Linked DNA regions of Homo sapiens: region 1 is linked to region 2. Evidence: chromatin contacts called from ENCODE Hi-C or POLR2A ChIA-PET data. All regions are on one chromosome and are shown on one strand. Each heading gives the region's core, a stretch centred on a gene start or an enhancer-like site at or near the end of the contact. The rest is flanking DNA. Distances are from core to core; before and after follow the strand shown.

Evidence for each region. Hi-C counts contacts between places; a loop is a spot of excess contacts on that map. ChIA-PET counts read pairs that join two places held with the same protein, here RNA polymerase II (POLR2A). Pooled maps may share reads with other maps.
Region 1: a loop to region 2 is called in a map with no recorded cell type, with 6 times the contacts of the local background. The contact joins the promoter of ERMN here to the enhancer-like site in region 2. A Hi-C loop is called at or near these places in 3 of 168 maps with a recorded cell type or tissue (CD4-positive, alpha-beta T cell, CD8-positive, alpha-beta T cell and HepG2), 5 of 37 single-sample maps with no recorded cell type and 6 of 50 pooled maps. POLR2A ChIA-PET finds 5 or more read pairs at or near these places in 3 of 52 experiments (activated naive CD4-positive, alpha-beta T cell, naive thymus-derived CD4-positive, alpha-beta T cell and naive thymus-derived CD8-positive, alpha-beta T cell).

The regions. Positions count from the first base shown.
Region 1 is chr2:157,324,514-157,328,329 of GRCh38, forward strand. It overlaps ERMN (ermin), which reads right to left and starts at 1,311. Exons shown (of 3, transcript NM_020711.3): 1 at 889-1,311; 2 at 157-249. The coding sequence starts at 1,129. RefSeq lists an enhancer at 1,195-1,744.
Region 2 is chr2:157,361,504-157,365,409 of GRCh38, forward strand. No RefSeq gene overlaps it. Among named protein-coding and RNA genes, the nearest start is that of ERMN, 38 kb to the left of the region's middle. Within about 2 kb of position 2,213, at least 2 of the 41 ENCODE cell types and tissues checked have a DNase peak (open chromatin) inside an H3K27ac peak, as active enhancers do.

The DNA of each region.
Region 1 (3,816 bases), core at 61-2,560, 38 kb before region 2:
GTTAAGACTCTCTTATCTGCCTACAGCAGCTTTGAAAATTTGAAGTCATTGCCTGGATTGCTTTGTCAACCCCACGCTCATGCAACATTTCATGGAAAGACTGTCATCCATACTCAGTCAAACAATTTCTGTGTACAAAACTGTAGTTCTTGTTACCTTCTCTGAATGTCATTTCATCAGCACTAGTTTCTTGGAGAGAAAGATCTGTGATAGCCTTATGAACAATAAAGAGTTTCTCTTCTGGGTTTTCTAGGAAAAAAATATAAAATCAGTATTTTAACATTTAAAATATTTATTGTTCAACAGTTAATAAGTTATCAATTTAAACTCTAGGTAGAAGTCTTTAATTTTAAATCTGATCATTAAAATTTACTATTTCACTCTTTGGATTCATTCTTTATCAATTCAATTTATTTACTTAATGATCACTTTATTGATTGTAATCTCTCCTTTAATATTTATATAAGATATATATATAAGATATAGAACCATAAATTCAGAGAACTTCAGTTATATTTAGAAGGAAATTTTAACATTTTGAATTCTCTTTGTTCAAATAATATGGGGCTGTCCATAATCATAATAAATACAGTAGTTAACATTTAGCCAATACTTACCCTAGACTTGTAGTTATTATTATTATTCCGCCTTCTTCTAGTGAAAAAAACTCAGGCTTCGGGAGACAGAAAGTTGTCTGGGGTCACAGCTGTCAAATAGACCAGCCTGGATTTCACCAGAGGCAGAGGTTTAGTCCTTATACTATGCGTAGTAGAATAAAGGGCTACATTTTTGGGGTGTCCAGCTCATTTCGATAATAGTTTATCAAAAAAATCCAGGGTAAATTTATAAGTCAAAACAAGAAAATTAAGGAGAAGGGAAACACTTTACCTTTTAGCATTTTGTCCTCCATGGATGAGTTGAGCAGCATGTTCCCTTGTAATTTTCTTCTTTCCTCCTGACTTCCTTTGGTGAGTGCACCTTCCAGACTGGGTTCTACCCTGTAGTGTGGCAGGGGGCTGTCCACATCAGTCAATTCCTCACTGATTTTAGTGATTGTTTGTTGACCGTTTTCAGGTGGTTTATCCCCATTACACTCAGCCTGGGTAAATGTAGCCGGAACATCTGTCATGATGTGCGGTTGAATCCGATCTGGAGAGAGAGCTTTAGGGAAACTGAGTGAGTAGATCCTTGATAAGATACCTGCTCTTGCCTTCAAGTCCTATAGTTCCAACTCCTACTCTAAGAGCACAAATTATTCACTTTAGTACATAATAACAAGGTTCTTTTCCTAAAAGTATCCAGACAGAGATTAGAGCAAAAGCAAGAGGATTTGTCAGATCTGCCAGGAGCCATGAGCAAGAATCCAGCCAATCACCACCTTCTTTGTTGCTTGCCAGTTCCCTGGCAGAGTTAAAGGCATCCTTTTGATTTACATAAACAAACAATCTGAAGCAATCAGGCTTTTGTGTTGGCATGTAGAGAGGGACTTTCAGCTTGTCAGTCCCCCTCTGGGAACAGAGATTTTTGTCCCTTTTCATAATGGCCCATTGTAATTTTCCCTGTAACAGGAGCCACAATTGTCCCACAGCTTTAATCCAGAGAGAATGACCACCTTGAGGCATATTAGTTCTGTGTAACCAGCTTAACATTTCCAAACAGATTTTGTTCAAGTAAAACCTCAGCTATTTTGTAAAGGACAATGGCATTGTTTCTTATTTATTAAAAAATAAAACAGCTTATGGAAAAAACCTATAAACAGGACAACTTTACTGTAAATGGTTCTGGCTGCAGATTTGATGGTGTGCTTCCAGCAGGCTGGAGAAGGGACCTATGAAATAAACAAATTCTACCAACTTGCTAATACCAAAAGTTTTATAATTTCAGAGTAATTTACTTAGTCTATAGCTTCTTATCCTCTAGTTTATGTCTGCTGAAGCCCAGCCGATCCTTTAAAACCCTAATAAAATTATCGCCATGAAGGTTTCTCCTCCCCCAATCAGAATTACAATCCTTTCTATTCCATACTGATATTACACAATGCTGGTAAAATGTAGAGGACCAATGCAATCTGCCCTTGGGAGAAACAGGTGATTATGTTAAATGACTGCTACTGACCACCCCTTCCTTTTTAAATCTTTTTCTTTTTTGGATTTCTCATAGTACAAAATGGTTCCAGAGCCTTTGCCCACACAGCTCCTTCTATGTGAAATGCCCTTCTCTTCCTCAAGCCCAAGCCCTGGGCTGACCAGCTTCCCTAAGTTCTGTTTTTAAGCTTAAATATCATCTCCTTAACTACACTATCTCTAACCGCCAGGATTAGGACAGGACTCTGTTACACATTGTCTTTGCCCTTCAGAGTATTCTTCATGGTTGTAACTAAATAAGCAACTGCACAATTATCTCTGTAATGTCTGTTTCACCAACTGCAAACTAAGTTTCATCTGGCGAGGGGCCAGTTTAACTTGCTTACATGTGTCCCCAGCACTTAGCATCTGGCTTGGAATAGTAGCACGCAATAAAAATAATTATATATATACACATATATACACAAATAATTATATATATACACATACATAACAAGAATTATATTATATATATAATATATACAATAAATTTTATCCCCAAGAGAATAAATTTCAGATCATTTTTAAAGAGAAGAAGAATAGGTGTTGAAGAGTTGTAGTAAGCATATCACCTTTAAAAGTGTGTCTAGGGCTGAGCCCATTCAGGTCTATATCAGGGACAACACCTCACTCTTGTATAATCCCCTCTCCCTTGTCCTTGGAAGACATCTCTAATAGATCCTAGATCTCCCTCCCGCGTCATCACCAGCTGTTCTCTAGTCAGCACTCTAATTCTATGTTTGTTTGATTGTTTAACTGTTTTAACAAACGCTCATATCACACTTATTATGTGCAAGCTACTGTCCTAATTGACTCATAAATAGTAATACACTTACTCTTCATAACAGTCTTCTGAGGTAGGTGCTGTTGTTATCTCCATTTTATAGACTAGAAAAATGAAGTGCAGAGAGATTAAGGAGTTCAGCTAGTAAGGTCACAGAGCCAGCAAGCCTACTGATGAGAGTTTGCAGCACAGATGAAGCTAAGCGCCATCCCTGGCCTGTGTGCAGATGTTTCCTTGGACCAGAGATCCCACAGGGGTTCGGCATTAGCACCTTGGCAGTAGAGACAGTTGTGGCCAGGAGAGGGCAGCAGAGAGCCTAAGGCAGTCTCAAGACCTGCCCCAGAGACACCCTGCAGCTGCTGAGGATGATGTTCTGGGAGCGTCCTCCCAAGAAATTCAACTACAAGCTTACTGTTGAGAAGATATTGAGTGGAATCATATGGGAGAATGCAGAAACTAAGACCAAGCTTAGGAACAAATGGGGACATACTAGATTGTGAGATCCTTAGGGCAGGAAGTGGCACTAATTCAACCAAATGCCCTGCGATAAACACAGGAGTACAGAAATACATTAGCTCCAAAGGTCATGCCTCCAATCACTCCGTTCCCTCGGGGCTGCCAAGTACCTCAATCCAGGGACATAGCAAAGTTGAGACAGTTCAGATTCATTGTCTCTCCTACTCCTAGATTTCTATTACCCCATGGCAACGGGCACCTCATACCCATAGCCTAGCTTTTATGGGAATTCGTGTCTTTATTTTTGGATTGCCTTCTTTCTAAAACCATGCTGTGACATTTTTTATGGCCTTAAAATTATTTCAGTTTTGGAAAGATAGAGAAATGATCCAGAGTTCTGTCATCCTTGGCTAACCATGTGTTTACATTTATTTAAAAACATGCTTTTATGCT
Region 2 (3,906 bases), core at 963-3,462:
TTGAATTTGAGAGAGATAATTTAGGGTATCTGGCAGAAGAAATTTCTAAGCAGCAAAGCATTCAAGAGGTGACAGAGTGTAAAAGTTTGGAAAGTGTGCAGCCTGGTGATGTGATAGAGAAGGAGCTGAATGTTAATCAGCAAGACAATGGGGAAAAAGTCTCCAGGGCATATCAGAGACCTTCATAGCAGCCCATCCCATTACAGGCCCAGAGGCCTAGGAGGAAAAAATGGATTCCTGGGCCAGGCCCAGGGCCTTGCTGCTTAGTGCAGTCTCAGGACTTGGTGCCCTGCATCCCAGCCACCCCAGCTGTGGGTAAAAGGGGCAAAGGTATAGATCAGGCTGTGGCTTTGGAAGGTTCAAGCCCCAAGCCCTGGCAGCTTCCACCTGGTGTTGAGCCTGTGCATGAACAGAAGTCAAGAATTGAGGTTTGGGAACCTCCACCTAGATTTCAGAGGATGTATGGAAATGTCTGGATGTCCAGACAGAAGTCTGCTGCAGGGGCAGAGCCCTCATGGAAAACCTCTTCTAGGGCAGTGCAGAAGGGAAATGTGGGATTGGACACCACCACACACAGAGTCCCCACTTGGTCACTGCCTGGTAGAGCTGTTAGAAGAAGACCACCATCCTCCAGACATTAGAATGGTAGATCCACCAACAGCTTGCCCTCTGTGCCTGGAAAAGCCACAGACTCTCAACGCCACCCATGAAAGCAGCCAGGAGGGGGCTGTACCCTGCAAAGCCACAGGGGTGGAGCTGCCCAAGGTCATGGGAGTCCACTTCTTGCATCAGCATGACCTGGAGTCAAAGACATGGAGTCAAAAGAGATCATTGTGGAAGTTTAAGATTTAATGACTGCCTTATTGGATTTTGAACTTGCATGGAACCTGTAACCCCTTTGTTTTGGCTAATTTCTCCCATTTGGAATGGAAACATTTACCCAATGCCTGTACCCCCATTGTGTCTTGGAAGTAACTAACTTGATTTTGATTTTACAGGCTCATAGGCAAAAGGGACTTGCCTTGTCTCAGATGAGACTTTGAACATGGACTTTTGGGTTAATACTGGAATGAACTAAGACTTTGGGGCACATTTAGAAGGGCATGATTGTGCTTTGAAATGTGAGGACATGAGATTTGGGAGGGGCCAATGGTAGAATGATATGGTTTGGCTGCACCCCCACCCAAATCTTATCTTGAATTGTAGTTCCCATAATCCCCATGTGTTATGGGAGGGGCCCAGGGGGAAGTAATTGAATCATGGGGGCGGTTCCTCTATGCTATTCTCATAATAGTGAGCAAGTTCTCATGATATCTGATGTTTTTATAAGGGGGCTTCCCCCTTCGCTTGGTTCTCATTCTTCTCCTTCCAACCATCATGTGAAGAAGGACATATTTGCTTCCCCTTCTACCATGATTGTAAGTTTCCTGAACCCCCCACTCTCAGTCATGCAGAACTGTGAGTCAATTAAACTTCTTTCCTCTATAAATTACCTAGTTTTGGGCAGTTCTTTATAGCATTGTGAGAACAAACTAATACAGCCTAATTGAAATACTATTACTTCTTCCAACAGACACCCCTAATCCAGACCCTTTATTAATAAGTGAGATCAAAGAGAAATGACAATAAGATATAAACATATACAGACATAACTAAGTGTTTTACATATTCCACCGTAGCTCTTACATGCTGAATTTAAGCAAATCTCTTTGTCTGAGACTCGGTTTCCCCATTTGAAAAACTGAGAAATTATCACTTGACTTTCAAGGTGTGGAAATTAAATTTTACCAGTATGCTAATTCTTTTTAACTTGAAAAATCTTTATAATACTCTTAACCAATAATCCAGAAGCAGTTTAAATCATTGATTTTGTCTTCCTCAGTTAGCAAAATAGACTTTTTCAAACAACTATAGAGTACCTGTTTGGTGCACAGAAGAAAATGAAACATTAAAAATTTTCAAGTAGGCAAAAAAATTTCAGCATCCCCCTAGGTGACTGACTTATTACCATTTAGCTCTTCTTCCTCAGTTCTCCTCTTTCTCTCCCCAACTTTTTCTACCATTTGATTTTCCTGAATGACTCATAAGTATAGAACCACCAATTATTTTATATTTCATATTAAGCGGTGCAAGCCAAATTGAGTTACAGCTTAGACAAGAAATCCTAGGGGAAACACCCAGGAGACTGTCATGACACACTTCTTGTTCTCTGGCATAAGCAGAGATAATAATTAAGCATCACGTGACATATTACTCTAAAAATAGATGCCCTGTGTGGTTTTTGTCATACACACATCCAAGGTGTTTTAAAAAAATGTTTATTTTAATGTGTTACACATTTAGCCTCTGGGAATCATTTCACTGAGCAGCTGAAAAGCTGCAGTAAATTCTTGGTTACTGAAATGACATGAGGATGAGTTATTTAAATATCTTTATGTTCATAACATAGACTGGGTTGAAACAAATCTTCCTGCTGTGGCTAACTCATAAAGATCTCATGATCTAAGTAGGAGATGCCACATATCTTCTTTTTTTTCTCAATGCATGACTCTCTTTGGATATTCATTCATTCAACAAATATTTATTGTGTATCCACAAAGTACCAGGCACTGTTTTCAGGACACAGGATACTGCAGTCAACAAGATAAATGAGTACAATGCTTGAATAAACCTACAATTCTGTTTTAAGATGGCAAACAGTAAACAAGGACATAAATTAATACATAATTTCAGATGGAGATGAGAGTTGTAAAGAAAATTAATGATAACTGAATAAGGAAAATGGGGACAAGGAAGAGCTTATTTAGATTAGGTAACTAAGACAAGCTCTCTAAGAAGTGAAGAACTGAATGAGAGGAAGCCTGCCAATCGAACCCTGGCAGGAAGAACAATTATAGAACAGGGAACCACAATGGTAAGCATGTCACGTTTAGAGAAAAGAGACCAGTGTGGCTGAAGCACAGAAGTCAGAGTGTGGTTGGAAATATGGCCAGTGTGGTAGGCAAGAGACAGGTCCCTCAAGAATACAAGAAATATGGTCTGTGGTAGGCAAGAGACAGATCCCTCAAGAATAATTGTGGAAGTGAATGGATTTAACCCAAGTTCAAAGAGAAGCAATTGGGGAGTTTTAAGCAAAGAAGTGATATGATTTAATTTATATTTTAAAAGCTTACTCTGGTTAGATGGGGGTGGAAATAGGAATGAAAGAAGGCAAATCATTTAGGTATTTGAAATATTCAGTAGTATAGGCAAAAACAGCTGATGACTTAGATTACCATTGCAGGCAGATGAGTAGCAAAAATGGTGGTCAGATTTAGTATATACTATAGGGGTAAAACCAATGTGCTCCTCTGATTGATGTGATTTACAAAATAAAAAAAGGAATCAAGGCAACAATTTCCATACTTTATTTCTCAGTCTATCTTATGGTGCTCACTGCATTTCATGGTAGGAGTTCAAAGGTAACATTAAAAATAAGGAGTATCTACACAGCAGAAGGTTGGAGAATGAGGAAGCATTGACCAGATATGAGAGAATTATGAAGCACTGCATTGTGACCCCTGTAGGAACAAAAGTAAATATTGTCTCTAGCTTTTGTTATCATTGTAGGAAGACCAGGGATCCTAGGGTATGTAAAATTTTCCATCTCCTTCTTATAACAGACTAGTTCTGTCTTTACATTTTACACAAGACCATAGATTTTGCACAGTGTTTCTTTCACTAAGCCCCACCAACATATTATCTAATCTTAATAAAATTTGGTCAGCAGAGATGTAAAAAATGCAGAGAAAACAAAATAAAAGTAAAAAAGAAAATGTGAAGGCAAAGATGATGAAAAAAATAGAAGATAAAGGCCTGAAATATGCCTGAAAAGTGCAAAAAGTGTGCATTTCTAATTATCAGCTT